Regions from separate parts of the Homo sapiens genome. Here region 2 is linked to region 1. A link is a contact called in ENCODE Hi-C or POLR2A ChIA-PET data. All regions are on one chromosome and are shown on one strand. Each heading gives the region's core, a stretch centred on a gene start or an enhancer-like site at or near the end of the contact. The rest is flanking DNA. Distances are from core to core; before and after follow the strand shown. Region 1 holds the start of TMCO6 (transmembrane and coiled-coil domains 6). Region 2 overlaps NRG2 (neuregulin 2).

The links. Hi-C counts contacts between places; a loop is a spot of excess contacts on that map. ChIA-PET counts read pairs that join two places held with the same protein, here RNA polymerase II (POLR2A).
Region 2: a map of CD4-positive, alpha-beta memory T cell shows a loop between it and region 1 (12-fold over the local background). The contact joins the enhancer-like site here to the promoter of TMCO6 in region 1. A Hi-C loop is called at or near these places in 1 of 168 maps with a recorded cell type or tissue (CD4-positive, alpha-beta memory T cell). POLR2A ChIA-PET finds 5 or more read pairs at or near these places in 1 of 52 experiments (activated CD8-positive, alpha-beta memory T cell).

The regions. Positions count from the first base shown.
Region 1 is chr5:140,637,061-140,642,104 of GRCh38, reverse strand. It overlaps TMCO6 (transmembrane and coiled-coil domains 6), which reads right to left and starts at 2,654. Exons shown (of 12, transcript NM_018502.5): 1 at 2,493-2,654; 2 at 2,254-2,366; 3 at 325-440; 4 at 52-235. The coding sequence starts at 2,577. RefSeq lists a silencer at 2,593-2,842.
Region 2 is chr5:139,845,491-139,850,534 of GRCh38, reverse strand. NRG2 (neuregulin 2) reads left to right here. Exons shown (of 10, transcript NM_004883.3): 10 at 1,838-3,754. The coding sequence ends at 2,618. Among named protein-coding and RNA genes, the nearest start is that of PSD2, 52 kb to the right of the region's middle. RefSeq lists silencers at 1,757-1,816, 1,867-2,286, 2,417-2,606. Within about 2 kb of position 2,289, at least 20 of the 41 ENCODE cell types and tissues checked have a DNase peak (open chromatin) inside an H3K27ac peak, as active enhancers do.

The DNA.
Region 1 (5,044 bases), core at 1,405-3,904:
CACAATTTTAAAATCTAAACCAAGAACAAGATAGGAAGGGACAGGGCTTACTATGAAGTCTGAGCTGTGACTGGAGAGGTAGGTGAGGAGGTAAGAAGTGGCTGGCAGGCAGGCCTCAGCAACAGTGGACTGCTCGGAGTGAGAGAGCTCATGCAGGCACCGAGCCGCCTCAAGCTGCAGCAGGGCCTGGTTGCTGGTCAGGAGCCCGACCAGGGTCCGCATGCTGCCCTCCAGCCTATGTGAGTGAGTACCAGAGCCCTGCTTAGCTTGTGGTCCATCCCTCAGAGCCCCAACTCCTCCCTCCACCACACCATCCACACTGACCGGATGAAGGTTTGCTGTGTTTCAGGGTGCTGCAAGCCTCGACGAAGGCTGACCAGAGCCCCCTCTCTCTCCTTTTCCTCTGTCCCCCGCTGGGCTTGCCGCAGGAACTGCTGCACCTGGAGTTCAGGGCAGGGAAAGGAGAACACACGGTTCACAGAAAGCAAGTCCTAAGTCTCTCTCTGCCCACTTCACCTGTGAGCCTTCCAATATCACACCTTCAGAACTTGTCATTCACACTAATGCAACTAATAAGCATCTACCTTGCAGTGGAGTGGACAGAGAATCAGAACTGAGTTCTAATACCATACCTGCCACTTACTCCATATGGGACCTGAACCTAAGTTTCCTCACCTGAAAATGAGAATAACAATATCTATCCTGCCTTCATACAGGGTTCTTTCAAGGATATTTAAACCTCTCAGCCTGGCAAAACCTACTCCTCTAGCCATTCTCCCCATGCAACCTACACTCTAACAACAACCAGCCTAACATGAGCTTTTTCTTTTTCTTTTTTTTACATTTCCGAGCTTTTGCACATGCTATTTCTTCTGCCTGGATACCCTCTCCAGCTTCCCACTCTCTTCAGGTTTCTGCTCCTCATTTCCTCTGGGAAGTTAGCTCTTTTTGAGAGACTTAGGAGTTTCTCTTGTTCCTCATGTTTCCTTCCCTTGTGACATCTGTCTTCTTCACCGGGCTGTGAGCACCTCAAAGAAAAGGACTCTATCCTTTCATCTTTGTGTACCTCAGTGACCAGCACAGTGTCCTGGCATAAAGTAAGCATACAATGGAATAGTATGACCTAGGAATAAGTTGATAATATATATGTCAACATGGTATGTACGGTAAACTATGTACGTAAACATAATACAAATACAGGGGATACTCAATGCTTACTGAATAAATCCTTTCATTCACTCATTCAATAAACACTGAGTACTTAACTATATGCCAGATAATGTGCAGGCAACCGGGTTTTCAATGACAACACAGGATCTAGGTTTTCCTGCAATTAAAGTCTAGTTGGAGAAATAACAATAGACAAACCATTAGATAATGATTAATATTCTACAAGAAACAAGTAGGTGGCCGGGCACAGTGGCTCACGCCTGTAATCCCAGCACTTTGGGAGGCCAAGGCGGGTGGATCATGAGGCCAGGTGTTCCAGACCAGCCTGACAAACATGATGAAACCCCGCCTCTACTTAAAATACAAAAATTAGTGGTGGCGCGCGCCTGTAATCCCTGCTACTCGGGAGGCTGAGGCAGGAGAATCGCTTGAACCCGGGAGGCGGATGTTGCAGTGAGCCGAGATCATGCCACTGCACTCCAGCCTGGCGACAGAGCGAGAGTCTCAAAAAAAAAAAAAGAAAAGAAAAGAAAAAAAATAGGCTCTCAAGACAGAATACCAAAAGAAACGAACGTTAGACGTAGCGAATGCCAAGGGCTTGAGACACAAATCCGATATATCGTTGCAGGAACTAAAAAGAGGACGGTGGGTAGGATGAGAAAACTGATAAAATTTGAGTTAGGAAGAGGCTAGACCATGCTATGCTTTGCAAGGCACAGGAAAGATTTTGGTCTCCACGTGTTTTTAAAGGACGTAGTGACGGTGACAAGCATAGATGCAGGGTGACCTTTTAGGAGACTGCAGTAGTATCCAGAGAGGAGGTGGTGGTGGCAGCTTCGATGGTGAGGCATGTAAAGACTCCAAAGCTCTTCAGGAGGTAAACAACTAGGACTTGATGATGGATCGATATGGGGTTGTGGGTCAAAGAGTTGTGCAGGATGATTCCCCTGTTTCTGGCTTGACCCACTGGATGCGTGGAAGTGTAGAGTGGATTGCGTTCAGGTTTGGGGCAGACCTCGAGTACTCCCGGGAGTCTGGCGCCAGCGGGCGTGGACTCCAGCGCACCCTACCTTGCCCCCTCACCTCGGTTTCCCCGAGGATCGCAGCCACACATCCCTCTCCAGCTTCCTCTGGGGCGTCGTTTCTCAGCAGCCTCTTGCTGACCAGCTGCTGCTCCCTCCGCGCCTTCCGCAGTGCTGGGGGCAGAGGAGCCGGCTGAGCGTGGGAAGGACGACCACAACCCAGAACCCGCGGCTCCGAGCCTGGGGTCTCAACTTATCCCCGACCGCCATATACCCCCGCGCTCCCTCGGCCGCCCACACCTGCCTCCCGCTCCCGCCGGCGGCGCCGTAGCTCCTCCACCCCGCAGACCGTGGGCCTGAGGCGGCCCTGCCGTCGGCTCCACATGGTGGAGCAGGAGGAGGAAAGCCGAAGGAAACAGCAGCCACAACGCTCCCAGGGGCGTAGAAGATGGCACCGACTGCGCAGCCTCAGCACAGGGCGGGAACAGGCGGGGAGGGCGCGAGGAGCGGGGTGGGTGCTGGGTGAGGGCGGGGCTCGGCGAGTGGACGCCTCGCGGGGACGGTGGGCGGGGCGAGGGCTAGAGACGCTGCACCACTAGACCAGAGCCAGAGGCGTCGCTCTGCCTCTGATTGATTTCCTGTCTTACCAATTCTAGGAAAAAAAGTCTCTCATCCCTGACCTCGAGTGACCCAAGCCAGCAGTGTCACAATCTACTCAGCAAACACAACTTCCCCACCCACAATACGCTCTAGATGAAAGTTCAAAACAATCCCGAACTGCGGGAAGCGCCATGATGCCGTTTCACTATTAATGCGGATCCCACTGATGAGAGCTGCCAAAAACGCTTGAAGCGTCATTGAATTGTCAACGAAAAGAGTCCAACTCTGTAAAATATTTGAAGAGACTTATTCTGAGCCAAATATGAGTGACCATGGCCCTTGACACAGCCCTCAGGAGGTCCTGAGAACATGTGCCCAAGGTGGTCCGGTACAGCTTGGTTTTACATATTTTAGGGAGATATGAGACTTCAGTTCATTCAAGAAATACACTGGTTGGGCCGGGCCTGGTGGCTCATGCCTGTAATCCCAGCACTTTGGGAGGCCTGGGCGGGTGGATCAGCTGAGGTCAGGAATTTGAGACCAGCCTGGCCAACATGGTGAAACCCCATCTTTACTAAAAATACAAAAATTAGCCGGGAGTAGTGGTGGGTGCCTGTAATCCCAGCTACTCGGGAGCCTGAGGCAGGAGAATCGTTTGAACCCGGGAGGCGGAGATTGCAGTGGGCCGAGATCGCGCCCCATTGCCTGGGGTACAAGAGCGAAACTCCGTCTCAAAAAAAAAAAAAAGAAAGAAAGAAAGAAAGAAATCTGGGATATGATGAGGTTTCTCTTCAAATAATTAGATCAATCTTTTATTCTTTAATTCATAGTACTCCCCCCCACACACACTTTTGTTTTCCTTTTTCTCCTTTTTGCCTTCGTTAGATGCCGAGGCACGCCACAGTACAAGACGTTATCAGTACCAGACGTTATCAGTACCAGCTCACATTCCTTTCATTATTTGGAAAGAGGACTAACTTTCTAGTTCATTACAGGCACCCCTTCCCCTTTCCTCTCCACTTTCTTTTACGTGCCCACATTACCTAAAAAAATCAAATGTTTAGCCAACCGGGATTAGTTCAGATTGTATGACCCGACCCCGGCCAATGGGGAAAGGGTACAGGGGCAGGACTTGCGTCAGGAATAAAGGCTCTCGTGCCCCTTTGTTCAGGTGTGCTCTCATGGCGACTGGCCAAGCAGACACCCCTCTGAGCAGAAGTAAAATTGCTTTGCTAATAATCCTTTGTTCGAGTGTTCAATTTCCCTTAGGATTTTGAGCGTTATTCCTAAGAGAAAGAAAAGAAAGAAAGGAAGGAAGAAAGAAAGAAAGAAAGAAAGGGAGAAAAGAAAGAAAGAAAAGAAAAGAGGAAAGGAGGAAGGGAAGAGAGGGGAGGGGGAAAGAGAGAAAGACATTGGTTTGTGGGACAACAGAAAGGCGGGACAACTCGAAGTGGGGCGGTGGGGGGCTTCCAGCTTATAGGTAGATTTTAAATTTTTCTGGTTGACAATTGGTTGAGTTTCTCTAAAGACCTGAAATCAATAGAAAGGAATGTCTGGGTTAAGATAAAGGATTGTGGAGACCCAAGTTCTTATTTGCAGAGGAAACCTTCAAATCCTAGGCTTCAGAGAGAATGGGTTGTAAAATGTTTCTTATCAAACTTAAAGTCTGTGTTGATGTTAACGGTAGAGAGGTATAATGAGGCACGTTCAACCCCTACTTCCCATCATGGCCTGAAACGGTCACTCGGGTTTAATTTTGAAAGAGCCCTGGCTGAGGAGGAAGTCCATTCAGATGGTTGTGGGGGGCGGCCTTAGAATTTTATTTTTGCTTTACAGAATGTTCACCACAATGACCATTATTCTCATTTTATATGTGATGAAAATGAGAAAGATATCATTATTTCACTTCTCTGCATAAAACTGAATTCCCATAATTTTTAGGATAAAATCTTTCACCAAATGTGGAGTGCCACTAGTCTACTAGGCACTGAGGAAACACTAGTGAATAAAAAACCGTGTTCCTCACATTCAAAATTGGAATTGTGGCCGACTTAGCCCTACATGGTCTAACCCCTGCATACCTCTCCAATCTGGACTCACCTCTTCTGGGACCTTCTCTTTGTCAACAAGCCCTGTTCTTTTTCTCCTCCACCCTACTCCCACTCTTGGGGGAGGCTCTCGCACAAGCTGTTTTCTCTGCCTGCATCCTTCCCTTTTCTTTCTACCAGCATCCTTCCCTCAACACCATTCTC
Region 2 (5,044 bases), core at 1,040-3,539, 790 kb after region 1:
CCTGTGCTGGGCAGGCCTGGCTGGGAATCCAGAAGTGGCCTGCCAGGTTCCTGCTCCTGAGGAGCTCCTAGCCACAGAAACAAACCAAGGAAGCTTACAGCAGCCTATGGAAGGTGCTAAACATGACACCACACCAGGGCAGAGAGACCCAGTCTGACTGTAGGCTCTGGGAAGTAGCCAGATTTTCTAAGCCCAGCTCCACCACCTGTGTGATTTGGGGCAGACTGATCACCTCTGTACCTTGTTCCCTCAGCTGTAGAACAGGGAGAACAAAAGCTACTATGCATGGTTCAAGTGAAGGCCACCTGAGATCATGTGCACAGAGCTCTTTGTCTCATCCCTGGCATGGAGCTGATGCTCACTAGGTGTAGCTATTTATGAATCGTAACCACAGCAATGAGACTCCTTAATGGGTGGTAGGAAGGGGAGAGGCAGGAGAGCAGGAAGAAAAGCATTCTAGGCACGGGGAACAACTTGAGCTGTTCCAACAGAGGCACTTAAGAACAGGGCTGATGAGTGAGGTGCCTGGAACAGAGTGGGCTGTAGGGAGCAGAGGAGCTGGGCCTGAACAGGCAAGCTGAGGCCAGACAGACTGACCCTGGGTGGGTAAACAGGAAGACCGGCTTCAGCAGAGCTGTGACTTTACAAGATTGCTCTGGGAACTGCATAGAGTGAAGGAGGAGAGACCCTGGGGTGGACCCAGATGACCACATGTGAACAGTCGGGCCCAGGATGGGGTGGAGAGTGTGCTTCCGGAGAAGGGAATGGGTAGGACTTGGTGGTTAATCAGATGTGCCGGTGGGAAAGGGAAGAGGGAGGAGTCAGGCGATTCAGAAAAAATGATAATGGGGACTCCAGGCTGGTTCCAGAGAGCAGTGAGATGCCCAGCTGTGCAGTTTGGAAGGGAAGCGTGGAGGTGGGTGGCCCCTGTCCTGAGGTGACAACGGTGGGGCAGAAGACTGATGGGCTTACAAGGGGGATGTGGAGCACAAAAGGGGACAGGTACCCGGGATCCAGCCTGGGAGATATTAGCAAGGCCAGACTTCTGAAGGAGCTGGTGGTGTGGGGATGGGTCTGTAGCCACAAGCAGAGACACCTCATGGGATCTTGGTACTCCCCTGAAGCAGGTTTTGACTTCACTGTAAGGAGGAATATTTCCCTCACTGAAGCCATCAGGGCATGGGAGGAATTGTCCCTGTGGGGCAGTGAGGCCAGGTCACAGGGGTATCTGAATGGAGACTAATGGCTTCTGGAATTGGGCAGTATGAGTCCTGGTTCCTGACTAGCCTCAAGTCACATCCCAGCTCTGCCACTTCTTGGCTGTGTAAATCCTGAATAAGTCACTTAAACGTTCTGAGTGTTACTTTCCTGCGTGTAGAATTAAACGTTCTGAGTGTTACTTTCCTGCGTGTAGAATGGGACTGGCGGAAGGGTCTTACAGAGCTGCGGTATTAAACCAGATGGAACATGTACCCCAGCGTGAGCCTGACCCCCTGACGGTGAGCATTCCCACAGCAAGTGACCATTCATGAAAGCTTACCAGGGTCAGGCACAGGGCTAACACATCCCACTGATACAATCTGGAATCATCCCAACAGAGCTATGGAATCAACACCATGGTTATGCCCGCGTAACAGATAAGGAAACCGAGGCTCGGAGAGGTTTAGGAAATTGCATAAGGCCACTGAGGGTTGCTGCCGTCATTCTTGCAGGCGGGGTCTCGGGCAAGGTTAAGGCAAGTCTGGGTCCGCCCCTCCCACCCTACCCCACCCCCAACCCCCCCTCCCCCGCGCCGGCCCGGCCTGGCCCTGGCCCATGCCTCTGCCTCTCCCCGCAGGTACGTGTCGGCCCTGACCACGCCCGCGCGCCTCTCGCCCGTGGACTTCCACTACTCGCTGGCCACGCAGGTGCCAACTTTCGAGATCACGTCCCCCAACTCGGCGCACGCCGTGTCGCTGCCGCCGGCGGCGCCCATCAGTTACCGCCTGGCCGAGCAGCAGCCGTTACTGCGGCACCCGGCGCCCCCCGGCCCGGGACCCGGACCCGGGCCCGGGCCCGGGCCCGGCGCAGACATGCAGCGCAGCTATGACAGCTACTATTACCCCGCGGCGGGGCCCGGACCGCGGCGCGGGACCTGCGCGCTCGGCGGCAGCCTGGGCAGCCTGCCTGCCAGCCCCTTCCGCATCCCCGAGGACGACGAGTACGAGACCACGCAGGAGTGCGCGCCCCCGCCGCCGCCGCGGCCGCGCGCGCGCGGTGCGTCCCGCAGGACGTCGGCGGGGCCCCGGCGCTGGCGCCGCTCGCGCCTCAACGGGCTGGCGGCGCAGCGCGCACGGGCGGCGAGGGACTCGCTGTCGCTGAGCAGCGGCTCGGGCGGCGGCTCAGCCTCGGCGTCGGACGACGACGCGGACGACGCGGACGGGGCGCTGGCGGCCGAGAGCACACCTTTCCTGGGCCTGCGTGGGGCGCACGACGCGCTGCGCTCGGACTCGCCGCCACTGTGCCCGGCGGCCGACAGCAGGACTTACTACTCACTGGACAGCCACAGCACGCGGGCCAGCAGCAGACACAGCCGCGGGCCGCCCCCGCGGGCCAAGCAGGACTCGGCGCCACTCTAGGGCCCCGCCGCGCGCCCCTCCGCCCCGCCCGCCCCACTATCTTTAAGGAGACCAGAGACCGCCTACTGGAGAGAAAGGAGGAAAAAAGAAATAAAAATATTTTTATTTTCTATAAAAGGAAAAAAGTATAACAAAATGTTTTATTTTCATTTTAGCAAAAATTGTCTTATAATACTAGCTAACGGCAAAGGCGTTTTTATAGGGAAACTATTTATATGTAACATCCTGATTTACAGCTTCGGAAAAAAAAAAGAAACAACAAAAAAAAAAGAGAGATGGGCCAATTTTTTGACTCTTTAATAGAAACCTATTTTGTGGTGCCTTTTGCTGTATGCTCATCTGGGGCTCCGGGGGACAGGTCTGGGTTGTGGGGTGCTGAGAGTGACAGCTGGGAGAGAAGAGGTGCGGGTTCTGTTGGGGGCGAGGGTGGGGGGCGGTGGGGGGTTGGCCCTAAGGAAGAACTGAGGACGGAAGTAGCTTTGCTCCCAGGCAAGAGCTGAAGTTCCCGACCCCTGGGAGGAGAGGGCCAGGACCCTAGGCTTGGAGCTGGAGCTGGGGTAACTTCCAGGGGGAGATAAAGACACAGCTACCCGAATGGGGAAGCCCTGGCTACTCACAGCTGTTAAAGGAGGGGGGGCAGAGAAACGTTTCCCCAAGAGCCTGAGCCCAGGGAGGTGGCAGCTCTGCCAGGGGCCCAATGTTGGCGGCTCCTGTCCCCCACAGCCTCCAGGACGCCCCTCCGTCCTCTGCAGCACCTTCGTTTACAGGTCGTCTTTTCTATTTTACACCTGCATGTCCTTTGCATTTCAGATTCTTTAGATTGGATGCATGGTCACGCTGGGACCGAGAAGAGCCACTCGACAGTGTATTCCCCTTTTAGCAATAAAGTAACACCATTTCCTTCTCACAGGCTGCCTCCTAGCCCCCAACCCACCTATGACATCCACTCGTCTCCAGTCCTGCCCTCCCACCCCCAAAAACTGGGTCCACTGCTAATTTGTCAAAAAGGTAATTGTTTAAAAAAAAAAAAAATCCCAAACAGAAACAGATGGGAATCCTGTCCTGAAATGTCTGAACACCTGACTGTTGACACTTGAACATTTTTATATTATAAATAAAATCAGAAATAACTCCTGTTTGACTGTGTGTGCCTAGCCTCAGATGAGGAGGGAACTCAGAGCACGAAGTCCCATGGTGGATGTGGATGATGCTGGCCTGGAGGTTGGAGGGGGCCAGGGCAGTCCCTGGAAGGAAGTGACCCTGTCTCCGGTCTCTCCGGCCCCAGCTCACAGGACAGACTCCAGCCCTCCTCCCGCTTCCAAGAATATTTACAAGGTGTCCCCACTGGCTGCTGGGGAACCTGGCCAAGGGACTGACACAAATTGCTCTGCTTCAAACTCAGCGTTGGAACTCTGGCCCAGTTCCTGCCCTGGATCTATGGGCCGGACTGAGGCAACAGTTGCCGGCCTAGGTGGTTGAGGAGGGATGGGTTGTGGGGTTGGTAATAGCACAGCCAAGGCAGGATGACCCTTGGACCCTGAGGCACGTCACAGGCAAAGTCTGAACATGCAAAGTGGCATAACAGTGGTACCCTCAGCTGCCAGGACCACAGCTGCTGCAGTTCATAAGCCCACAGGGTGTTGCTCTTTCCCCAACTTTATACCCCCTCAGAGCCAGGACCTGTCTAAACCCGCAGACCTGAGAGAGAGTACATGATTTCAGTATGGAGAAGGCAGATGGAGGCCCAGGTTCAAAAGCCTTTCCCCTCATCAACTAATTTAGTAAACCAGTGCCCAGCACCCGGAACTATTCGGTTCCAGCCAGACACACGGACGTCTTCCACCCAAACAGCTGAGGTGGTTGGCATGCACACTCGGCTACACGTGTGTGTGTGTGTGTGTGTGTGTGTGTGAATCCCACTAGGATGTGTGTAGTCAGAGACCTATAGGTGGGAGGGACAGAGAGGCTGCGGGTTGAGAGGGCTTTGGCATCAACAGGGCGTAAGTTCAAATTCCAGCTCTGTGCCGCCTAGCTGTGTGACGTCTCTAGGCCACAGTTTCCTTGCTGGGAAATGGGTGATGTAAATACCTATTCCAAAAGGTTGCTGTGGAGATTATAAAGTACCCAGTGCTGATGCTGGCACGTGATAGATGCCTATTACATGGCTGATTTGATGGTGGTGATGACAATATCCTGTGCCTTGCATCCTTGTATCACACAGCCAGAGTGACAAAAACTAGATGAGAGGGAGTCGATGGAAAAAAATAAAGAACAAATTAAAGTTATTGTATTTATTGTGGGGGTGCTGGGAAAAAGTATCTGCTACAAAAAATTTTAAAAAGGAAAATAATGAACTCAATCCTGCATAAACCTGCAACTCACTGGCCCCTCCCGGCCCCCTTCTGTTGATCTCATCCAGGCCCCTC